Regions from separate parts of the Mus musculus genome. Here region 1 is linked to region 2. A link is a contact called in ENCODE POLR2A ChIA-PET data. All regions are on one chromosome and are shown on one strand. The core of a region is the stretch at or near the end of the contact, and the rest is flanking DNA. Distances in the headings are between cores, read along the strand shown.

What was found. ChIA-PET counts read pairs that join two places held with the same protein, here RNA polymerase II (POLR2A).
Region 1: POLR2A ChIA-PET joins it to region 2 with 15 read pairs in embryonic stem cell. The contact joins the promoter of Ubald1 here to the promoter of Tfap4 in region 2. POLR2A ChIA-PET finds 5 or more read pairs at or near these places in 4 of 5 experiments (Patski and embryonic stem cell).

The regions. Positions count from the first base shown.
Region 1 is chr16:4,878,302-4,885,486 of GRCm38, reverse strand. It overlaps Ubald1 (UBA-like domain containing 1), which reads left to right and starts at 5,636. Exons shown (of 3, transcript NM_145359.2): 1 at 5,636-5,870. The coding sequence starts at 5,751.
Region 2 is chr16:4,556,014-4,562,859 of GRCm38, reverse strand. It overlaps Tfap4 (transcription factor AP4), which reads left to right and starts at 3,140. Exons shown (of 7, transcript NM_031182.2): 1 at 3,140-3,432. The coding sequence starts at 3,344.

The sequences.
Region 1 (7,185 bases), core at 4,387-6,886, 320 kb before region 2:
GATTGCAACATTAATTTACAAGCTATGCCCTGGCTTCTCTCACACACACGCACGCGCGCACACACGCACTGCTTTGAGGATGCCAGGGTATGTTTTTATGATTCTCAGAGGAGTTGAGTTTCTTAGAAGTGCCTCCCATCTTGAACCTGCTGTTCCAGGAGAGCAGCTAGGGAGACCAGCAGGTAGTGAAGTATCAGGTGGTGACTTCACCATAGTTCAAACTATACTAAACCTGAATGCAAAGTCCTTGAAGATCCTCCCCCTGTCCCTTGTAGATAAGGTGACAAGCATAGGCCTTAAGTGAAGACCTCAAGTGAGCAAAAAAATACCCTCGCGCGGTGGGTGTGCCTCGGTGCGGCCTGGTCTGGGCCATGTCTGTCGTCACCCCAACCTCTTCTGCTGGCCAGCAGAAATGTGCATCATGGGCTCCATCCTGAGTTGCTGCATCGTAGGTACGGAGGACATCAATTTTCAGGCCAACTTGGCCTATTGCTATCCTCCAAAGTCCGGTGAAGGAAGAGAGAAAATATCAAGAATTGATAGGCTGAAGCCTGGCGTGGTGGCGCACGTCTTTACTCGGGAGGCAGAGGCAGGCGGATTTCTGAGTTCGAGGACAGCCTGGTCTACAAAGTGAGCTCCAGGACAGCCCGGGCTATACAGAGAAACCCTGTCTCGAAAAAACAAAACAAAAAGAATTGATAGGCTGAAAGCTGTGTGAGGAGGTGGCCAAAATGGCTGAATGATGGAATAATATATGTAATTGAATATAATAATATTCAAACCATAAAGGGCTAGTGCCACTCACCAGAGACAAGACTTCCCTCGAGACCATGTTGTTGAGACCTAGTTGGGACCCTCCAGGACACCAGAGGTCCTCCAAAGTTCAACTAAGGAGCAGCAGAGGGCAGCCAAGAAGTTAGATGAGAAGCTACATTTCCTGGCTGGAAACTCTTTCCTCTTACACTGGAAGCAGAGATTCACAGTCTAAGGCATAATCTGTCTGCACCGCCCGCCATCCACCTCCACTGTGCCTCCCACCCAGGCACCCTCCTCCATCCCTGAAGAGTCGAGCTTTTGGCTCTTCTTTGGCTAATGCTACCCTAGAGTAGCTGTGTAAGAGATCTCTGAATTTCTTCAAACTCAAAATAGCACAATGGACCAGTTGAGAACAAAAGCCATAATCTCTTCATAAACATATTTAGAATCATAAGACAGCACACACTAATGACTATTATGAAGATGTGCCTAGACTAATGGAAGCAAGGCCTGATTATGGAGTTGCACAAAGGATGCAATTTCAATACATCTAGCTCACAAGCTGTGCCTGAAGGAGAGACATCTTCTTGAACCCTGCATTTAAGAGAGTCACTGGAAACAACATAGCTTCAGCCTTCCACCATCCTCTCTGTGACCACAGCACACATTGCAACCAACTTAAGCTGCAGAGGAACCATGACTGCCTGGCTCAAGTGTGTCAGCCACCACAAAGCTGCATAGCAACATACTCTTGACAGGCAACTTGTCTGATACATGGGAGAAGTGAATCCACGGACAATTTGGGTCAGAGCTTGCATTTGCAACTGTACCAGGATATCTCAATCAGAATTTCAATTTCACCAAGAATCTGGAAAGCTAAAATGAAATGACCCATATGTCACTAGGAAGAGTTCAGGTGTTTGATGTAGCCTGAGCATATCTATCCTAAAGATCTACATTGGCGAAACACTCCTCGCATCCCCCATAATGCCTGTCTGTAGCTCAGGCTGGTCTCTAACTCATAATTCTAAGTGCTGAGTGTAAGTATGTACAACCACACCCACCTTAGGACCAAACACTTTTCATATGCTGTCATCTTGCCTGAGGGATCTATGCATATTCTCTTACTTAGTACTCTGGTGTTCCATTTTCTTTTTTTTTTTTTTTTTTGGTTTTTCGAGACAGGGTTTCTCTGTGTAGCCCTGGCTGTCCTGGAACTCACTCTGTAGACCAGGCTGGCCTCGAACTCAGAAATCCACCTGCCTCTGCCTCTCAAGTGCTGGGATTAAAGGCGTGTGCCACCACGCCCGGCCATTTTCTATTTTCATCCCCAATTTATACAAGAGGAGACATAAAAGTAAAGTGCCCCTACTCCAGTCACACAGTTGATAGATGGTGTGATAGCTAGTGCTAATTGTCAATCTAATAGGTCCTGCTCTCTTAGGCATGCTTGTGGGGACTGTCTTGTCTTCATTGATGTAGAAAGACACATCTTAACTGTGCTGAGTGGCAGCATTCCTTAAACGGGACCCAGGACAGCATAAAATAGGGATGCCTGGGCCACTGAGAGCACACCAGGTAAAGGTGCTTGCCACTGAACCTGCATCTGATCCCTAGAACCAGATGGTAGAAGGCAATTGACTCCACCCTTACACCATAGCATTCACACACCCACATAAACACACAGTAAATAAATATAAAACAAAATATAAAATAAGTTGGAGCGTTGATCCTATTTTCCTGATTTTGGATGCCATGTGACTAGCTGCTTCAGCTCCCACCACCTTGACTACTCTGCCACAGCAGACGGTACCCTGTAACTGTGAGGTGGGAAAAACTTTTCCTACCTTAAATATGTTGAACTCTTTGATCAATGAGCTAAAGATATCTGAACCTGGTATAGTCTTTAAAAATCAAAAAAGAAAAGTTCTCCCTGTGAAATCCTAACACTCTTATGCATATTTCATGGTATATATGCTACATGAATGTTTTAACACACGCACGCACATGCAAAAGTGCTCTGAATTCAGTCTCCTGCCTTCCCTGATCATACAGAGGGAAAAGTCCTGAGGGCTCTGGTTGTCTCAAGAAAATGGAGAACCTGGGCACAGCAGGTATTTTACCAAGCAGAAGTGTCACTAAACAGTGTTCTTAAAGAGTTTGAATTCAGGAGTTCCAAACCCCTCCAGCAATATCCTTCTGTGTTTGTCCACTATCAACATTTGAATGGATTAATTTTATTCAACAAATATTTATTGTGCAGCTACTATGTGCCAGATGATGAGTAAGGCAACGGAGATCAACTGACAGAAGAGAGGGTGCCTGCAGACCAGCAGCAGCAGCAGCAGCAGCAACACACCTCCATTGACTAGCTCTGTGAATGGGGACATTTCTCATCATACCTGAACCTCAGGTAAGGGAAGGCTGGAAATGCCCTATTCTCTCTCACATTCTCTTCTGGCCCTGTTCCCAGGGCACATCCCAGACTGCTAAAAAATCCAAAGTCCACCCTCCAGCCAAGCAAATAGTGGCTGAAAACAACGTTGTTTTCTTTCCCTGCCACGGCTGGGAAAAACAAGCTAGCTGGAGTAACTCATCACCTGGCAGGGTGACCTTCCCTTCTGTCAGCTTTTTGTTCTGCCAGTGCAAGGCCTGCATGCAGTAGCTCTCTCTGGGCTGAGCAAGCCACTGAGGTGACTAGATAAGGTAGAAGGGTGTGCCTGTCTGTGATCCTACATCCATGAACAAAAGATCCCCCGACCCAATACTCAGCTTCCTTTGCCTGAAAGATATAGCTGGCTCACTGGGTGCCTGGTCTTTTCTTTAGCTCCAAATGTCACAAGTATAAGGAAATCCACCATCAGCTTGCTTACTATAAAAATGGGAATGACACTCCCTACAGTAGCTAACGCAGGACTCGAGAAGAGATGCATGCCAAGTCTTGTACACAGAGTACCAGGCCTTTTGCTAGGTCTGTCATGCTCATCCATCCCACACTGCACAGTGAGGAGAGTTCCCACACAAGAGTGGAACTTCGAAGAAACAACAGTCAAAAATGCCATCCAGGTCTGTCTGGCTACAACCTACCCACCTTCCTTCAGACTTTGTTACAGTCTCCATGGCAACAGTGAAATCAGAGCGGCCTTTTACTGTGATCTCCATGTGTGCTGGTTTTGCCTATAATAATGCACATGCATAGTTGGGCGTGGTGGCACACACCTTTAATCCCAGCACTTGGGAGGCAGAGGCAGGCGGATTTCTGAGTTCAGAGTGAGTTCCAGGACAGCCAGGGCTACACAGAGAAACCCTGTCTCGAAAACAAACAAACAAAAGCACATGCATGATGCTTCCTAGAAATAAAGGCATATTCTCAGCAAAAGCAAAAAAATTGGGGTACTGTTGATATGCAAAGACTACTGCTGAGTGTTTCTCCAAAAGGCAGCAAAGAGGCTGAAATCTTACTTCGTGTGGACAGATGGGCAAAACGTCTAAGAAAGGGAGACACTCACTAGTCCCGCTGCTACCCATAAACTAAACTCGCAGCTATAACTCAGAGCCTTCCAAGCTCCCCGTCCTCGTTTCTTCCTCCTTTTCTTCCTATCTAAGGATCTTTCAGTCCCACCTCCTTCCCATCTTCCTCCAGCCACCCGATCGGAGAGCCCCTAGGAGTGAAGGGCAAGATAGAACTCCATTTCCCTAGGTATCAACTGGGCCCCACACCTTTACGGCCTCAGCGGTCCTAGCGAGAACAAAGGATCAGGTGTATCAAAACGTCTCAAGAGCCCGCAGTTGGCTTCCGAGGCCTGCGCTTACTTCCTCGGGGCAGTGTCGCTATAATGAAGCTTTCGGACCTAACGCCTCCCCTCCCGGCTGGTTCTACAGGGGGCCAGGTCAAAGGTGAGGCCAGTGAGAGCAAAGAACCCGGGCAACGTCTCTCAGCCGAGAAGACAACGCCAGCCCTCTCCTCCCCCCAGCTTCTGGGCGACTCTTCCACGTCCGACCGGCCACTCTACCAACCGCGACGTCAGCCGGAAGTGGCATGTGCGGGGCTGTAAACACCGCCTGCGAAATCACGCACCCAGCTCCCGACCCCGCCCCCACGCCACGTGATGCGCCCGCCCCCGCCGCCGCCTCATTGGGCGGCCAGCTTTGTTTACCTTATATGGCCAGGTCCTAACACCCCGTGACGGCCCATTGGTACAGTCGCGACCTCACTCAGGTGACGTCACTGGGACAGAAAGATGCAAATAAACCGGGGCATTGTGGGAATGGCAGTCGTGGCCGTTTCTGTACGTGCTCCGCGCGGTCCTTTTGCCAGCAGGCTGCTGGAAGTTTTTCTTTTGCGTGGGAAAGTGGGAGTTGAAAGAAAGGGGACGCCAAGGCTCCGGAGCAGGGGCTGTCTTTTTTTTTTTTTTTTTTTTTTTTTTTTTTTTTAAGACGCTCTTCCTGCACGACTGGCCAAGAGTTAGGCAAAGATGCCTTGCGAGCTCTGGAATGCTTCCAGGAGGTGGTGATTTCTAGCAGCGCCTTGAAAGGCAGATGCTCTGCGATACCGAGCGTTTTCTAAGTCTCAGGATTTTAGGAGTGTTTCAGCCTAGGGCAGTGGAGTAGGACCAAAGCTATCAGAGAGTCCCCTAAGAGCGCGCCTATTAATATTGTGATGCTAAGCACAGCAGCACACAGGACCTCCAGGGCCCAGTGATAAGGCAAGCTTGTGCAATGGTCCCTGGTTCGCAACTTCGCCTCTCAGCCTGGGGCACGGGCTGCGCGCCCCACTGAGATCGCTCGGGAGAGGGCGTCCACGCTCCTTCCCGGTCCGTTCGGCGGGGGCGTCGCGGACTACACATCCCAGCATGCTTCGCCGGCCGCGGGGCAGCGAGGCGCGGTGAGTCAGAGCGCACAGTAAATATTTGTATTAGCCGGGGCCGGCTCGCTAATGGTGGACGCGTGAGGCTAGCGCGCAGGGAGGCCGGAGCGGGCTGCACGGCGGCGCCATGTCCGTGAACATGGACGAGCTCAAACACCAGGTCATGATCAACCAGTTCGTGCTGACGGCGGGCTGTGCGGCCGATCAGGCGAAGCAACTGCTACAAGCGGCCCACTGGCAGTTCGAGGTGCGTAGGGGAACCGGGGACGGGCGCGGGCGGTGTGGACACGTGCCGGGGTGCCGGCTGCGGGCATCACCGACCGCCAGGCCAGAGCCCCGGAAACCCCGCTATCAGGACTGGATACCCTCCCCCAACACCCCCCCCCCCCCGGTCCCGGTAACGGCTGAGGAGGAGACAGCCGCCTGGAAGACGCCCAGGGCCGTGCCGGAGGCGGAGTCGCTTGGAGAGAGCGGTCTCAGGGTCGGTGTGCCGGGTGGGCGGTTTGCGGGAGTGCGCACACGTACATGTGGATTTGTATTTACGCACGCACCGCGCTTGGGCGTCAGCAGGGCACATCGAAGGTTGTGGGCATGTGGGCGCGTGTGCGGACTCAAAGCCCGTCTCGAGTGCGTGTCTGATACAGGATACCTTTGTGTCATGTTTGGTGTGTGTGTGCAGCGTGTACATAGGTGGTGGTTTGCTGATGGTAATCGTGCTGGGTATGGTGCGGTGTATGTTCATATACGTCATGGAGTGTATGGGTGGTGTGCTGGATCCTCAGAGTAAATTACGAGAGTCTGTATGTGTGTAGCCCACTCCAAAGGTGTCACCGGGGCGGGATCCTTATGAAGACCTGGGTATCCTCGGGCCTGACAAAGGAACCTGTATCTTGGGATGGTGTACTGTATACGGTTCACTTATTTTAGGGCATTTTAGACAGAAGATGGGAAGGTCAGTCTGGCTCTCATCTACTCCCAGGTTTCTCTTGACCGGTAGGATTATGTGCCCAGTCTTTTGTGTTACTAAGATGCCTCTGTTCCTCTAACTCAAAACCCCACATTCACCACTTGTGGGTATCGAGATGAGACTCTCTGGCTTGTAGCTGTGTGGGTACATGTGTGAGTCACAACCAGAGCCAGTCTAGTATTCTGTGCCCAGTTGGAGACCCCAGAGCTTGGCTTCCCAGTGGGAACCATCCCATTTTCAGTAGGAAAAGCCAGGAAGTGGAGACCAAGGCTTAACTTCCTGGTGCAGGATCAGAACCTCCCCAGGCTGGGAAGACTGTAGCCCTTCCAGCTCTGGATACCAAGCCTTCGATCTGTTTATCTACTCCCTGCTAGACTTCCAGGCCAATGTCCCTATGCAAGAGAGGGAAGGCTTCTTCCTTTAGCCTGGATTTGCTTACCCCTGGAGGTAGCAGTGCTTGTCAGCCTCTGAGGCCTGAACGCTCTGCCTTCTGTCCCCTCCCCCTGCAGCCCCACCCCAGGGAAGTGCCTTACTGCTCAGCTCTGCAACAGTCTTAATCTGCCCTGTTGTCTCTTGGGTTGGATGTGGTAAAACT
Region 2 (6,846 bases), core at 1,891-4,390:
TTAACTGCCCAGCCATCTCTCTTTGGATGTGAGGTTTTAAATGTCAACATTTCAAAGTACTTCAAGAATGAGAGTCCTCGTGGGTCTGCCACATCCCTTCCCTGTATCATGTCATCTCTTTTGGAAGGAAGGGGCCAAAGACACTCACACTCTGTACTCTGGATCAGGTTAAGGTCACAGCTAATCAAGGATAACCACAGGGGTAATGCTCAGAGGGGTACATAAACGTCTAAATAAGACCCCGATTGTGGGAAGCCATTGTAGAGTGGCAGTTGCAGAGTGGCAGTTGGCTACTGCTGGCCACCACACATACATAGGCAGTAAAGGTTCTTTTGCCAAGATGAGGTTTTGAGAATTAACCAAAGTTAACCAATCAGATGAGAGAGAACGCCTCTCCTAGGCCTATATAAGCAGCACCAGTTCTGGGCTTGGGGTCACTTTGCCTCTGCAATCAAGCTCTCCCAATAAACATGTGTGGAAGGATCCTGTTGCAGCGTCGTTCTTCCTGGCCAGTTGGGCGCACGCAAGACCCTATTATAAAGCTGTGTGAGGGGGGCTAGTGAGATGGCTCAGTGGATAGGAACACCAGACTGCTCTTCCGAAGGTCCAGAGTTCAAATCCCAGCAAACCACATGGTGGCTCACAGCCATCCTTAACGAGATCTGACTCCCTTTTCTGGAGTGTCTTAAGATAGCTACAGTGTACTTACATATAATCAATAAATAAATCTTTTTAAAAAAGCTGTGTGAGGCTGTGTGTGGTAGGATTTAAAAATCTCTGGTGGTACACACCTAATACCCCAGCACTTGGGAGGAGGTGTTTGAGGCCAGCCTGGGGTACAGGAGACTCTTATCTCAAAAAACAAAAACCAAGGGCTGCAGAGATGGTTCAGCATCCAGCACTGGCTGCTCTTCCAGAGGAGCTGGGTTCAATTTCCAGCACCAACATGGTGCTCACAACCATCTTTAACTCCAGTCCTAGGGGATCAGATGCCCTCTTCAGATGCCTTAGAGAGCACCAGGTTTATACCTGATGTACAGAGACACCCACAGGTGAAACAATCATACACACACATACACACATCTGTGCAGTGGTGGCTCCTTTAATTCCAGAGGAAGCAGGGGGTGGGGGGAGGAATCTCAGTGAGTTCTGTGACAGTCAGGGCTATATAGTGAAACCCAGTCTGGGGGTGGAGGTGGGGTGAAATTGCCTTTTTTCATATTCTTTACTTCCTTTAAACTTTTAAAAATTAATTTCTAAGTATGTATGTATGTATGCTAAAGTGCACATGCCAAGGTCAGGAGAGAATTTGTGGAAGCTGGTTCTCTCTTTATACCACGGGGATTCTGGGAATAAAAACCAGGTCATCAGGCTTGCAGGCCAACATCTTTACCTATAAAGCCATTTCACCTGCCTTCCTGATTTTTTCTTCTCCCATTTCTTTGTCTTTTTTTTTTTTTTTTTTTTCCCCGAGACAGGGTTTCTCTGTATAGCCCTGGCTGTCCTGGAACTCACTTTGTAGACCAGGCTGGCCTCGAACTCAGTAATCCACCTGCCTCTGCCTCCCAAGTGCTGGGATTAAAGGCATGCGCTACCACCGCCTTGCTTCTTTGTCTTTTTTAGAGGCACGATCGTATCTTCGATCTCCAAGCGCTAGAATTCTGGATTACAGGTGTGCAACTGCACAGCCCAGCCGGCTAGGAAGTGCTGCTTTTCAAGTTACGTGTCCCTGGGATTAGATGCTAATTGATCTGGCATCTACAGTTAGAGATCAGGTTGGTAATATTGAACAATGTTTTCTAATAATACCCAACAATTGTTATAAATAGAAGTATTTCAACTAAGAGGCTCGATTTGGGTGGAACCTTGGAAGGCAGCGAATGGGTCTGGGAAAGGCGCTGAGCTGGAGCGAGGACATTCCGAGGCAGGCGTGGGCTTCCTGAGCCTGGGGCCAAGCCCTCCAGGAGTCTGGGGAGGGCCGGGACCGGAAGGTGGGGGCGTGTCAGAGGACGGAAGCTCACCCCTAAAACGTCCCCTCCCTTGCCCCAGACCACCACTCCCCCCCCATTGTAGAGCGCGCCCTCTGGCGGTGGAGCAAGTTTTATCCCGCCTTCCCCATGAATGAGAAGCTGCAGCCCGCTGCGCGCGAAGTCGGAAAGTAAGGTAGTGAAAGAGGCAAGACAGGACCTGGCAGCCACCACCAGACCTCTAATGGATATTCGGACCGCGCTGGCAGCCTGCCTCAGGGCCGCTGCTGTTCTGGCTTGCCTCCGCCCTTCCCTTCCTTCCCACTTGCTCTCTCTTCCTATGGCAGCCCCAAACATCCGAGGTACCTTGCGCACCTGCCTGTACCCTTCGCAATCTAATTTCCTAGCACCAGTCAGAGTTTGGGCCAGGCAGCCACCTGGGTAAAGACGGAGGGAGGAGGCTGGCGGGTGGTCAGAGTCAGCCCCAAGTTACTTGTGGGAAACAGTGGCTATGACGCAAGTTTCCAGGGGGCCCGGGTCGGCTCGAAAGGGAGCGCGCCAGAGTGGCTCTGCTCCGCTCCGTGCAGTGGCAATTATGAAAATGCAAAAGCCTGAAGCACACACCCAAAAGAGCCTTCCCTTTGCTGCTGCAGCCCCGCCCAGCGCGTCCTCCAGGATAGCGGTGCGCAAAGACCCCGCACTGGGCAGTCCTCACCGGACCCTGGACTGCACAGACTGGGATCCCGTGCGGTGGGGCTGGCCTTTTTTTTTTTTTTTTTTTTTTTTTTTTTCTTTTTAGCTACGCTTGCCAACCTGTCAGCTGATGGACCTCATCACCCATAGTGGCGCATGTAGCTGGGCCGCTGTTCACTCCATTCACATCGTGTCCCCCCACAGCCAGCTGTCGACCCCTGATTCCTGATCCCAGGGTTAAGTCTGCAGACCCATGTAGTAGTCGGTCCCAAGGAGCTTGCGCCCTTCTCGCCCCAGCATCCAGTCGCCCTGGGGGGGGCGCTGCAAATAGTCCTTTGTTTACATGCAATTCCTTACTCCGCGGAAGGAGGCCGGGGAGTGCTGAGTTTTCACCAGCTGTTTCCCGCCTTGAAACAGACATCTGATCAGCTGCAAACACACACACACACACACACACACACACACACACACATACACACGCCCGGGGAGGCAGGCTGGAGAGACCTCCCGCCCGCCCCTCCCGCCCGCCTCCCTCCCCTCGCCGCTGCTGCTGCTGCCGCCAGCATCTGGGACCGGCCGATTCTGCACCTCCGTCCGGCGCTGCCCTTTGATTCGGATTTCCATCTTGCATTCTCCGGCTGACCGCGAGACCTGGCTCGTGCACAGGAGGGGGGCCTATCGCTATGGAGTATTTCATGGTGCCCACTCAGAAGGTGCCCTCTTTGCAACATTTCAGGAAAACAGAGAAAGAAGTGATAGGAGGGCTCTGTAGGTGTGTACTGCTCCTCCCCCCAACCCCTTCTTCCCATTGCAGCCCCCGGCCAGCCCGCCCGGGCGGGTGCGCGTGTGCGCACGCATGGCTCGCGCCTCCGAGCTCGCTCGCCTTTCTTAGCTACTGGGTCCGCTGCAGTCTCTGGAACCCTGCTTGCGTTGCCTAGGGACCCTCTTCCCTTGGAACGTGGGGACCCCGAGAGGTTCTGTCCACTTTTGTCCGCTGCAGGCGGGCGAGTCGCGACGTTTGTAAATTGCAAACAGACCCACGTGGTGCTGCAGCAGTCCCGGCCATGCTTGCTGCTGGTGGCTTTCACCCAGCGCTTCCTCCTCCCCCCGCCAGCTTTGGCTTCCTTCCTTTTCCTTGCTTACTCGCGCTTTCTGGGAACCCTCTTCTAAGGAGGTCGTTTTGGGGGGGGCCCGGAGTGTGCGAGAGGACAGCTACAATGCTGCCATGCCGCGGTTCCAGGCTGCGGGGAGGGGGGGCGGGGAGCCGGGTGGTGTGAACGTTTGCAGAGAACAGGGCTGCAGCAGGGTTGGGGGCGTGCTCGCTCGAGGTTGCGAGGCGTACGTGGACCTTTAGTGGCCATGCTTCAAGCAGGGAAGTTGCGGTCCCCCACACGTTGGCAGTCACTAGTCGCACGTTCTCCGCCCGCGCTCGGGTGCTGTTTACTAGCGAGGCCTGGACGTGACTCTGCAGCCCTCTTGGAGTAGGCGGGCCTCTGCGCGCACGACCTCACGGGAGCTGTAGTTCTCTATGCCGGGTCGGTGCTGCATTGTGGGACTTGTAGGCGCTTCGGGGCCACGCTTTACTTGCACAAAGCTCGGCCGTAACCAACTAGGTGGGCTAAGCAGGCCAGGTGGGGAGGCCTTTTGATGAGGGTGCGTCTTAGGTTGCTTCAGGGCTCTAGTCTACTTCCTGTTGCATATGGGTCTGCAAACTTTGCTGTCCCACTTCTGTTCCTCAGTCATAAATGCAAAGCGTTGAATCTCCTGGTCGGGTGGGTGGTCGGAGGTCTCTCTTGAGATACCCCTTAGTGAGCTTGATCCTACCTAGGTTGCCCCAGATCCACTCGCTACTAAATCGCGATTGACCAGTGGCCGAATCTCTCTTAAACTCTTGTTAAATCGTCATGTCTGAGATTTCTATTGCCGGCCCTGGTATCTGCTCATTGAACCCTACAAGCCGGCTGGGTCCGGGCGGGGATGGTGGTGGTGCACGCAAGGAGAGGTTTCTCCAGCGCGCTTAAGTTTGAAACCGACGATCTCTTTCCTGCCTGCCGTGCTACTCTAGGAGCGTAATGGCTCCCCAGGGCTGGGGCCACGTGCTCCGACACCCCAGCCAGGCAGGGCTGGGGCTGGAGGAGGAGGAGCCCGCTGAGTGGCATAGGCTGGTTGGTAGACAGCAACGCCTGTGGGGCAGGTTGCTGCATAGGTATAAAATCCAGGTAGGGATCCCACTTTACTTTCAAGTTGAGAGCCAATACCTAGGGCCTGTTGGTGGGTCTAGCAGCTGGCAGCCCCCTCTAATCCCCCCCCCCCCAGCTGGCACTAAGATACGGTTCACCTGAGGGCCCAGCAGGTACAAAACAGCAGTAACTAAACTCTTGGACACTAAATATTCTGGGGACCTACTTGCTAGAATTTTCTCTTCGAATCACTACAATCTTGCTGTGAGTCCATTTGTTTTCTGATTTCTTTGTAAAGCTGGAGAAGCTTTATAAAGCTAAGAAGGCACCAGTTAGAGCAGATATTCAGCTGGACTCGATTCCTAAGTTTGCTGTTGTGCTGGCTCCTCTGAGCTGGCTTGGGGAGTGGGGAGTGAAGCCTGATTAGCTCCATATTCTGGAGAGGTCATTCTGGTGCTGGTCCTGCATTGGCTTTGACAGTAGGAACCTCTGGTTGCTATGCCTAAGCCTTTCGGTACTCTTGTCTTCACTCGGTCCCTTTCTCCAGACCTGTGTTGCTGGAGGGCAGTAGACCTGCCCCGCCCCCAGGAACATAGGGTGTTTTCAGGTCTAGTAATTGAGGCACCACAACCTGCCTACAGGCACACAGGTCCTTAGCCTGTCTTGCTTACAAGGAGACAGTTGTACACTGGGCATGGAGGAACATAGCCTCTAGGCCTGTTCATTTTCAGCTGGAGCAACAGCTGGGAGATCTGTCCTGGATGGAGTGTGGGCTGGGCAGGAGCTTATGGTGGATGGACTCTGGTTTGTTTCAGACTGTGGACTTTGCTCCACCCCTCCCTGTTTAGCTGGGTTCTCTCTTGTTTGACTCCTATGCCTTCTGGGCCAACCAGAAGGAGCCATAGGGCAGTGTGGCACACTTTGATGTTTTGCTTGACGTTTTGGACCTTCTGCCTAATGGTTCTGTGAGACTTGGATATAGGCAGTGCCTAGAAAGTGAGATCCAGACTCTAAAGAGCAGGCGCATGGTAATGTCCAGTGGCTGTGTGTGTGTGTGTGTGTGTGTGTGTGTGTGCAAGTGTGCGCATGTGCATAGGTGACTTCCTCAGCTGCTCCCTGGTATGGTGAGGAGGTTTATTGTAGAGCCGGGAAGAAAGCAGTCAGAGGGCTTTGGAACATGGCCATGAGAGGAGAGTGAGTGGGGGAGAGCAAGAGGTGAGAGAAAGAGCAGAGAGAGTTCCAGGGAACCCAGCGGCTAAGAGGGAAAGAAGCCAGTAGCCAAAGTGCCTGAGGTTGTTATATAGGGATTGGAGGCTGGGGGAAGGGAAGCCCATTCCAGTCCCTGGGCTGGAAGAGTTTAGGGTAGGAAATGGGGTGTGCCAGCCATTACTCTGTAACAGGTACTGAGAGGCGCTGGGAGAGCCAGTATCCGCTTTGATAGGTAGGCACTTCGGCCATTTGTCCTGAGTTTGAGATATAACATTCTTCCACCTTATTTATTTACTTATATTTTTATTTAATTTTTTTAAACCTCAGGTTTTTAAATGTGTGTGGGTATTTTGCCTGTATGCATATCTGTGTAGCACATGTGTGCCCTGCCCTCAGTGGCCAGAAGAGGTCATCAGATCCCTGGAGTAGTGTGCTGTGTGGGTGCTGGGAACTGAACTTGGGTCCTCTGGAGTAGAAGTCAGTTCTCTCAGCTTTTTAACTGCTCTCAACCATCTCTTCAGACAAGATGGACATCCCAGGCTGCCTTCAAACTTGCCATACTTTTTCCTCTTTAGCATCTCCTGGTGAAAAATACCACAGCTAGCATCTCCTCCTTGTTTTTTAGACCTAGGCCTAAACAAATAAGGTTAGGGAATGTTAGGTTTCAAGACCTCATCTTTTCAGAAGGTGCTCACCACTGCGTCTATGCTGGCTGGCTCCAGAGATCCACCTGTCTCTGCATCCTCTCCTCTCCCCTTCACCCCGACCCCCAGCACCAGAGTTTTGAGGTAACAGAT